Linked DNA regions of Homo sapiens: region 2 is linked to region 1. Evidence: chromatin contacts called from ENCODE Hi-C or POLR2A ChIA-PET data. All regions are on one chromosome and are shown on one strand. The core of a region is the stretch at or near the end of the contact, and the rest is flanking DNA. Distances in the headings are between cores, read along the strand shown. Region 1 overlaps HECA (hdc homolog, cell cycle regulator). Region 2 overlaps TXLNB (taxilin beta).

Region 1 (4,959 bases), core at 796-3,295:
AGCAGTGTGAGAAGATGCTCAGAGAGAGAGAGAGAGAGAGTGTGTGTGTGTGTTTGTGTGTGTGTGTGTGTGAGAGTCCATGCTGACGGACAGCAATGTGGGAACAGCAGGACAGGGAAGATGGAAAAAGACTTAGGGCTGCCCTATTTAGGACCCACTGATTTAGAAGTGCCTGTGTACCACTGAGGTGGAGGAGACATGAATTTGACTGGAGCTCAAGAGAGCTAGAGCTGTGAATACAGATGTGGAGTCACTCACCCACAGATGAAGGTCAAATCCCTAGGACTAATGAGATGCCCAAGAAAAACGGGAGGAGTGGGCAGAGACCAGAGGCCAGGAAAAGAATCCTGGGATGCAAGGACTGGAACCAAGGCTGGAGGAGAAGATTCCCCTGCAGAGATTGGTAAGAAATGAACTCAGAATTTACTGAAAAACAAGTCAGGAGAGAATTATGTCCAGGCAGTCAGGGGACAGCGCAGTGGCTCACGCCTGTAATCCCAGCACTTTCGAAGGCCGTGGCGGGTGGATCACCTGAGGTCAGGAGTTCGATACTAGCCTGGCCAACATGATGAAACCCCATCTCTACTAAAAATACAAAAATTAGCTGGGTGTAGTGGCGCACACCTGTAATCCCAGCTACTCGGGAGGCTGAGGTGGGAGTATCACTTGAATTGGAAGACGAAGGTTGTAGTGAGTAGAGATTGTGCCACTGCACACCAGCCTGAGTGGCACAGTGAGACTCCCTTTAAAAAAAAAAAAAAAAAAAAAGAATGGAGAACTGCAAAATGTCCCAGAGCACCAGGTAACATCGGTGCTTCTCCACCTCTGCACTACAGACATTTGGGCTGGATCTCTGTTGTGGGAGCCATCCTGTAAGATGTCTAGCAGCTAGCAGCAACCTCACTGTCCATCCCGTAGAGGCCAGCCCCACTCAATGTCTCCAGGCACTGCCAGGTATCCCCTAGGGGGTAAAATCACCCCGAGTTAAGAATTCACTGGATGCAATAAACCTGAAAAGTCCCAGCCAAAATGAGCAGTGAGCCAGGCACTGTCTCCTCACGGAGAACAGCTCCAGCGGGAATGATGGAGGGCAGGTCAGAGGTAGACAGTGAGGTGAAAAGGCAGAAACAGGGAGACTCCAGGAAACTCTTTCCAGAGGGTAACTGTAGGGCAGGGAAAGAGCATGGGCAGGGTACAGAAGACAGCAGAGGCTGAGCCTTAACACCATGTTCATGAGCTCAGGGAATACAGGCCAAAACCTCACGACAGCTTAAAGACATATGAGAGGGAACAAACCATGTGACTCCTCTACTCAACAACCTTCCCAACCTTATCCCTGCACACTGAACCACAGACACAACATTCCACCAAATCAATCAGCAGAGGGTGGTGGCAATGTGGACCCATAAAGCCTATACAAATATTAGTTCTGTCATATGTTACAATTATCCCCTTCAGGTGTGGGATTCCAGGGCCTTGGCAAAATGGCCCTAAACCAATTTGTCTACCTCTATGTATTAATATTTGATCACCGTGGTTTCCCCTTAATCTTCATTTGTCCAAATCCCATTCAGCCACTGACAGCAATTCACAGTTCAGACTCTGCAACCAGACTGCCTGAGTTGGAATCCAGGCAGGACCATTTATGAGCTGCATGCTCTTGGACAACTTACTTAACTTCTCTTTGTGTCAGTTTCCTCTGTATAAAATGCAGAAAACAACAGAATGTACCTTAAATGGTTCAGAAGAATGAAATGAAAAAAACTATACACATGAAATGCTGAGAAAGCACCTGGCATCTAGTAAACTTCCTCCCCACTCCTACTGCTTCAAGGCCCACCTCTCTACATACCAATTTTACCAGGATTGCCCCCCTATCCTGACTCCAACCCTTCTCCTCCCCTCCCTGATGGTCTGGCCCCAATCTTACTTGAGTCCCTCATCATGGGGACTCTTCATAATCCCCACCAGCTGACGACTCAGGAGAGGAAGCCTCTTACTCATCTTAGTGTTTCCGGCACCACTGGGCCCAGGCTTTGTAAAACTCCAGTGCTGAAAAAAGTCGCATTAAAGATACTGGCTCACCAAACCCACACATGACAAGAGGAGCAGAAGTGAAAAAGAGAGCTGTAATCCTAGACAGTCAGACCTGGATGTACTGAAGCACAACAAAAAGAAGTAGAAGAGTGGTTTGAAACTGAGTAAATTCACCAGTCACCTGGGCTGTGACCTTTAGAGGCCTTTAAAATGTTAATTGGTCAATTATTAAGTGTAGTTGTTTTTATCTTGATCCTTCAGATGAAGAGCCTTGAAGTAAACGTCCCTGAAATGTAACCACAATAACCAAATTTTACTAACCCAAGACCAATAAAATCAAATTAGGTCAAAGGAAGATCTAACTAACATTTGCATTCACAATATTCCAACTGTAAATGTTGAGACTGACTTGATATTTCTTTGAAAAGTATTTTCACACTAAAGAAAGGTGGATTAAGAGAGGAAAAATTCTGTGTCTTTTCAAAAAGCAGCAAATATTTCATTTAACCAATACTGAGCACTTCCTACATGCCAGGTCTTGAGCTAAGAGCTCTAATGGTCTAACAGAAGTGCACACATGGAACACAGACAAGGTACCACAGCTGTGCCCCATCCCTGTCCCTTTAACAGTGTTTGTCATGTTCACAGCCATGCTCCACTGTTTCCTAACCAGAAAACCTCTTCCTTGTATGAAGAGCCCCCACTCCAACTTGCCAGCCCTGCTTGTTTATAGTCAGCCACTTTGATGTGGCCTTGTGGGTAGGCTTCAAAAACAAATACAAAGCCAAGAGCATGTTAAATACACCCAGTAATACACACAACAGACACTTCACCCTATGACACACCAGCAGGGTGAGGCTCCCAGGGAGACAGGCAAAATGGGGTAACAGGGTGGACCTCGGGAATAGTCAGAGGATGTCTGACAATGCTTTTGCTGAAGTGTGTTGGCCTCTAAACTCGGACATTATTTCCTTCAAGGCTCGGTTCAAACATACTTTCCTCCCTCATTAGCACCACCCCTGTCCCCGACACACACACACCACACACACACATTGTCCAAACTGGAAAAGCAGCAGGGAATAACAGAAGAGAGGTGTCTGATGCCAGGTCTGCTCCTGATTAGTTGTTTGACATTGAGCAGTTTTGTTTCCTCATCTGTAAAGTGGGGATAAAATGCTTGCCCTATTCAGCTCATGTACATGAAAACACTTTATAAATAGTAAAGTTTCATAAAAATGTTTGCTTATATGCTACCATAATTTTATACCGCTGTATTTCACTCCCCAGATAAATGCAAACTGCTCCAATGTTTTCTACTTTTTCCAATGTTTTGAACATGCCATACAGGTGTTTAGAAAATAAGTAAGTATGGCCAGGCACAGTGGCTCACGCCTGTAATTCCAGCACTTGGGAGGCTGAGGCCAGAGAATCACTTGCGGCCAGGAGTTAGAGAACAGCCTGGACAACATAGTGAGACTCCGTCTCCATGAAAATTTTAAAAAATTAGTTGGGCTCAGTGGCATGTGCCTATAGTCCCAGCTACTCAGGAGGCTGAGGTGGAAGGATCAAGTGAGTCGAGGAAATTGAGGCTGCAGTGAGCCTCGGCAATGAGTGAAACCTTGTCTCCAAACTAAAAACAGAACAGCAGTCCCACAAAGGCATAAATGGAATATAGATTGATCTGACACAATTAAATCTTCAACAGGAGAGATGGGAGAAGGGTATCATACACTTGTGCCACCAACTTCCCTTGGCGCATTAATCTAAACTGTGATAATCTAACAAGCAAAACAGAAAAATGCTCCTTTACACAGAGTTGGCATTGTTTAAAAAAGTATATAAACCTTCCAAGGCCTGTATTTTAGGTTCATCATCAAGTAGTCAGTACCCAGCTTCTATTTCTTCTGCTCAAGTTAAAATAAACAGGGTTCATGTGATTCTGGGCAAAAATCTCAGTTTCAAGTCTGGATAACAGGGTAGCTAGGCTGCAGTCACCTGGGCCAAGCCTATCCTGTCTCCCCAGCTTTCTTACCCTGCATCCTGCCCTCACTTGAGAACTCTGTGCTCCTTACCTATTGAAAGAGGAGGATCACACTGAATGCCCAATGAGCCCAAATCTCCTGACAACCTCATTCACTGAGGAGCCCCATAAACCGGACATTGCTATTTTCAGCTTTTAAACTATGAGTTAAATATTTTTATCCCCCTTAAAACAGCTGCACCATAAGCAGGTGGGGAGTTGGGTGGAATGAAGGTAAGGAGGGTCTTCTTAAGTCATATGAGGCTTTCCAGGCAAAATCTAAAATAGGGATGACTTAGTCACATTCATCCTTGTAAACCCACTACTGCATAAATAAGTGTTTAATAAATCTTCTGATGAAGGAAAGAATGACCCAACCAGACTCAGTCCTCTGGTTGTGACCACAGTAATAGAGAGAGGGTGAACCCATGGGGAGAACCAGCCCAGCTGCTGGGGAGGCAGCTGCAGAGCTCCAGCCAGGTCTCCTAGATTCAGTCCAGGCCTTCTCTGTCGGGACAGAGCCTGGCCCTCACCCTCACTTCCTCAAACTAACATCATTCCTGCTACCCTCCTTGTGGCACCCAGGTACCATTTTTTTTTTAAAGGAGGAAAAAAAGACATTTATGTGTAAGTCCCGGTTCCATGGGATACTAGCTGTGTAAAAGTGAACTGGTTATTACAAATGTAAGGTTTCAAAACTGTTTTATTAGATCGCTGATTATTCCTCTTATGTGGGAACAAATCCCCTTGTTTGCAGAGAGCATGGTCCTCTTAGGGTATGAATTTCTGACCAGTGTCCTCCATCTCCAGCTTCCCGACTCCAGACTGTGGGAGATGACACAGAGCCAGCCTGCCTGGATGTGACTCAGCTCTGCAACTTATTAAAGACCTTTGGCAAATCA
Region 2 (4,959 bases), core at 1,706-4,205, 100 kb before region 1:
TAGCTTTTACTTTTCTTTATTAAAACCGCTTCTTTAATGAGTCAAACGCACACACACACACACAGACACACACACACACACACATACAACCTCACAATTTAGGATAACTTAAGAAAGGATTGATAAAAGTCTGAGACATGGGTTTGTTTCAACAAAATCATACATATATTCAAAGTGATAAATCTGAGCCTCAAACTATGCTGAAAAAGAACTGCCTAGTAAGAGAGGGGTAAGTGTCTCAGGGAGCATGATTTTCCTAAAGAAATGAGAAGCATTTGTTGTCAGAATATCACAGAATTTTAATGTGGAAAGGACTGTAGGAATGATCTAGTCCAAGCTACTCATATGTCTGTACATAAATTAATAATTCACTGATTCATTAAATAAACATTTACTGAATACCTTTGGATTATGTGCCAGGCACAGCACCAGTTGTAAGATGCACAATGATGCTTGCAAGGTTTTTTTGTTATCTCAGACTTCATCCCTCAATTTTATTGACATTATTTTGACTTTGAATAATGTATTTGATAAAGAAAAGATAATTTTATCTCAGACACTGTCCAAATGATTGAAAATCCTTCTAACAATGGACTCAAATTTTATAAGATTTTGCTAGATTTCTTTTGGTCTCATTGAAAAACAATATAGGCCGGGGGCAGTGGCTCAACCCCCATAATCCCAGCACTTTGGGCGGCCAAGGTGGGCAGATCATCTGAGGTCTGGAGTTTGAGACCAGCCTCGCCAACATGGTGAAACCCCGTCTCTACTAAAAATAAAAAAATTAGCTGAGCTTGGTGATGCGTGCCTGTAATCCCAGCTACTCAGGGGGCTGAGGCAGGAGAATCACTTGAACTCGGGTGTTGGAGGTTGCAGTGAGCCGAGATCATGCCACTGCACTCCAGCCTGGGCGACAGAGTGAGACTTCATCTCAAAACAAAACAAAACAAAACAAAACAAAACAAAAAATATATATATATGCAAGATTACATCTTTTGGGCCAGGATTGGCGGTTATGATTGTTTGTTTGACATTTATTTAGTGCCATCCTATCATCTGTACCTTCTTTCTATAGCCAGTTCCCAATTAAAAAAAAAACAACAACTCAGACTTGCATGGGGTGTTTCATTTATTCATTCATGGAATATTTATAAATACAAACGGTATTCAAATCATGGTCTGTAGTTCTGATTCCAAACTTGCTGACTTCTAAGCTAATCAGGACCAGTGAGGAAACAATCATAATCACACATATATTTAGTTGCTCCTAACTGGTAACCATAATTATTTTTAGCGAAACACATATAGTAAGTGTTAGTATACAAAGTTCAGGGAAATAACATCTCGGATAGTTTATTTCTTCAGTTTAAGAAGTACAGATATCTTCAATACCCCTGAGAAGTTGTTGCTTAATAAAGGTTTATAACATGAATAAATTATGATTCTGACATCAGGAGTCACATTAGAGTTGGGAAATGTGTTGTTATTATAGAGGAAAGAAGAAACCTAATGATAAAATATTTTCAGAGCATATATTCTCAGCATCAGTTTTTATTTGGATCACATTATTCTGTTATGATAAAGGTCTGTACAATTACTTCTGTTAAAAATTATTATTTCTTTTAAAAAATCCTGTTACATAATTTGAACTTGGTAGGCAATCAAATTCAGTATAATTTTACTTGCCAACAACGAAGCAAGCTTTCATATTAACAATTAATCAGAACTGAAAGGAATCCTAAAATGTCTGTATCATTTGTCAGCCACGTAAATGTCTCTATCTTTGGTAGGATGTAGCAAAATTAAACCCTTTTATTCAAAAAGAATAACAATCGCAAAGCAATTCTCAATATAGATATGGAGGAAATTGGAGCTCATTGTTAGTGGCTAGCAATGAATGGAGAGTTTTGATTTAGGAGAAAAGAGAACAGAAATGATATAAAAGTTAATTTGCAATTCTTCAATGTTAACAAAGCGGAAGAAGGAAAATTAGATGTTTCACTTTAGAGTTAAAGAAGATTTGAAACTTAATATTGCTTTCAGATTCAAAATTTACATTGAACATTTTAATTACCCTATGTGACACATTTAATGATTGTTCTTTCAAAAACAAAATAATATCCAGCATGTTTGGAAAGATTCCCTTTTATATTCTTGAATGGCTGTAATTGAGCTATGCTGTCTTAGTTTCCTTTTTTAAAGCTTTTTGATGAAAGTTTTTTCTCACAAATAGAAAATTTTTATTGTGATCACTTATATTTACAAAACTTGGTAATATAATTATGTGGTTAATATGCCATGGTTTTTACAGGGAAATATAAGATCTATTGTTCTCCCTTTACCAAACCAGAGAAACACATGATCTGTCTCATCCATCAGTAAACTCAAGTGGCCTTTTTTTCAGGCCACAGCCAAGAGATCAAAATCGTGTGACTGTGTGTTTGTTAGAAATCGCTGCAGTTCATTCACTCAGCAAGAGACGCATCATCTTTAAAACAAGTCTATTCATCACTGACTACAAATTCAAGGCCTTCACAGCACCTGTTCTGAGTAACTATGTACTCACAGCTGAAACCTTTACTCATACATTTATTTTGGGGCTGAGCAGCTTTAGCTCTAGAGAACTGAGAAAAAACATCCCACCTACTCTGCACACTTATCTCCTTTAGGTGACCTAATGCTGAGTTCTATAAACCCGGGGTGCATTTAAACAAAATGTTTTGCTTTTTATCCGCAGGAAGAGGCGCTTCAGCGGGCACGTGAGGAAGAAGAGAAAAGGAAGGAAATCACAAGCCATTTCCAGAGTACCCTCACGGACATCCAGGGCCAGATCGAGCAGCAGAGTGAGCGAAATATGAAGCTCTGTCAGGAGAACACAGAGCTTGCAGAAAAGCTGAAAAGCATCATCGATCAGTATGAGCTCAGAGAGGAGGTGAGAACCACATCAAACAACTTAGAACAGTACATAGATCCGGATCTGGGAGCTAAAGGTGGGAACTTGGTTAATAAGACAGTTACAGCCAGCCCTCTCAACTGATTAATATTTAGGATTGGATTTCCTTGACGAGCCAAAATGAAGACAGATGGTCTTACAAAATACCTGACTGAAAGTCATATGGGATTTCTTCAAAACTGGCATCACTACAAAGTAAAGGCAATAAATAGAAAGTGATAGGCTGTGGGCACAGTTTTCCTTGAAAATAATATTTCTCAGCCTTTTAAAAATCCTCTCTCTATAGCCAAAAATAACTCACGCACTCCCTCTTAAGAATTGCCATGTCATCTAAATTAAGAGTCTGTATTCTGGCCAGGCGCGGTGGCTCACGCCTGTAATCCCAGCACTTTGGGAGGCCAAGGCAGGTGGATTAAGAGGTCAGGAGTTCGAGAGCAGCCTGGCCAACATAGTGAAATCCCGTCTCTACTACAAATACAAAAAAAAATTAGCCAGGCGTGGTGGTGGGCGCCTGTAATCCCAGCTACTCGAGAGGCTGAGGCAGGAGAATCTCTTGAACCCAGGAGGTGGAGGTTGCAGTGAGCTGAGATCACGCCACTGCACTCCAGCCCAGGCGACAGTGTGAGACTCCGTCTCAAAAAAAAAAAAAAAAAAAAGAGTCTGTATTCTATGTACCCTACCAGGCCAATAATAGTATTAATAATGTAATCATTGTAATAATAATGATATCATTTATTCAGTGGTTAGTTTGTATCAGGCAATGTGCTAAGTGCTGTACTTTACATACCATATGGCATTTAATTGTCTCAACAATCTTATGCATTAGATAATAATATATTATCCATATCTTATAGATGAGAAGCAGAAGCTAAGAGATTAAACCACTTACCCACAGTCACAAGAGGCAAAAGCCTTTTACTTTGAATAGGTTATATTAGGGGGATGATCAAGGTCTTTTGTTATACCCAAATTATATTTTAATATTTAATATATTTTTAAGATTCCAGATACCCTCTCAGGATTTTGACACATCATATTCCTTTCCCTATCCCACCCAAATTTTAAATCTCTGCTTTAAAATGTAACATAACATAGTCAAAGCGGCTCTGTTGGTAACATGCTAAGATTTTATCAAGCACAAAACTGAGCCAACAGCATATGGTCGCGGTGGTTAGGTAAATCAAGAAACTCCTAATAGTAAGCCAAAATGCCATGCTACCATTTTATCTTGTCATAAGGATCAATCCCGCTCCAGAATGGAGGTTCAGACTAAAGAAGATAGGAAGGAGTGAAAGGAAAATGTCCATATTCTTCAGAGAGATCTCAGATGGGAATGGGCTGCTATGCTAGTTGTATATTCCTGGGACTGGTTCTAAGTAAAGCCCAAGGGGAGAATTCCATGTCCTGTTTCTGATTGGACCTCCCAGTGACCAGGAATTTATCCATCCTGAGGTAGAGTTGGAAGTTTCTCTTGACCAAACTAGTCCAGAGGTCAAAAGGTGTGGCGAGCTCTGCACATTTGCGACTCAATTTCTCTATGACCCTTGGCCTTGTCATCTCCACCAGAGCAACAGAGTAGAATTCAGGGGGGCTCAGGCCTCACTCCCAGACCTCGGACCACATGCTGGCACCCCAAGGCTTTCTCACAACGCCAGAGGCAAGAATGCAGAGAATTCATCATGATAAATTGCACAAGTGTTGCAATTAAAAGTGGTTTTATATTCACAGAAAGAGCCAAAATACCAAATGATACAACTGTAGCCCCTGTATATTGTATACTGATACATCATTGTCTGTGCTGTCTAGCATAATAAATAGCATCATATCTAATAGTTACCAAACGTAGAAAAATATTGTATGGATCTTTTGGCATTGACACTGCTGAACTCTGGTGCCTCTACCTTTTATAGCTAGCTTTGTGTGTGTGGTGCAAAGTCAGGGGGAGGGGTTCACCAATTTACAGCTTTATTATAAAGCTGTAAGTGATGCCAATGCATTTATCCCTC

Evidence for each region. Hi-C counts contacts between places; a loop is a spot of excess contacts on that map. ChIA-PET counts read pairs that join two places held with the same protein, here RNA polymerase II (POLR2A). Pooled maps may share reads with other maps.
Region 2: a loop to region 1 is called in a pooled map, with 3 times the contacts of the local background. The contact joins two enhancer-like sites. A Hi-C loop is called at or near these places in 2 of 37 single-sample maps with no recorded cell type and 9 of 50 pooled maps. POLR2A ChIA-PET finds 5 or more read pairs at or near these places in 5 of 52 experiments (OCI-LY7, activated CD4-positive, alpha-beta T cell, activated CD4-positive, alpha-beta memory T cell and 2 more).

What each region holds. Positions count from the first base shown.
Region 1 is chr6:139,159,162-139,164,120 of GRCh38, reverse strand. All of the region lies in intron 1 of HECA (hdc homolog, cell cycle regulator), which reads right to left. It also overlaps a transcript of TXLNB not described here. Among named protein-coding and RNA genes, the nearest start is that of HECA, 27 kb to the right of the region's middle. RefSeq lists an enhancer at 56-555. Within about 2 kb of position 2,045, at least 8 of the 41 ENCODE cell types and tissues checked have a DNase peak (open chromatin) inside an H3K27ac peak, as active enhancers do; they include OCI-LY7, where a contact is called at or near this core.
Region 2 is chr6:139,260,552-139,265,510 of GRCh38, reverse strand. It overlaps TXLNB (taxilin beta), which reads left to right. Exons shown (of 10, transcript NM_153235.4): 5 at 2,738-2,932. Among named protein-coding and RNA genes, the nearest start is that of TXLNB, 29 kb to the left of the region's middle. RefSeq lists an enhancer at 2,104-3,303. Within about 2 kb of position 2,955, at least 5 of the 41 ENCODE cell types and tissues checked have a DNase peak (open chromatin) inside an H3K27ac peak, as active enhancers do; they include OCI-LY7, where a contact is called at or near this core.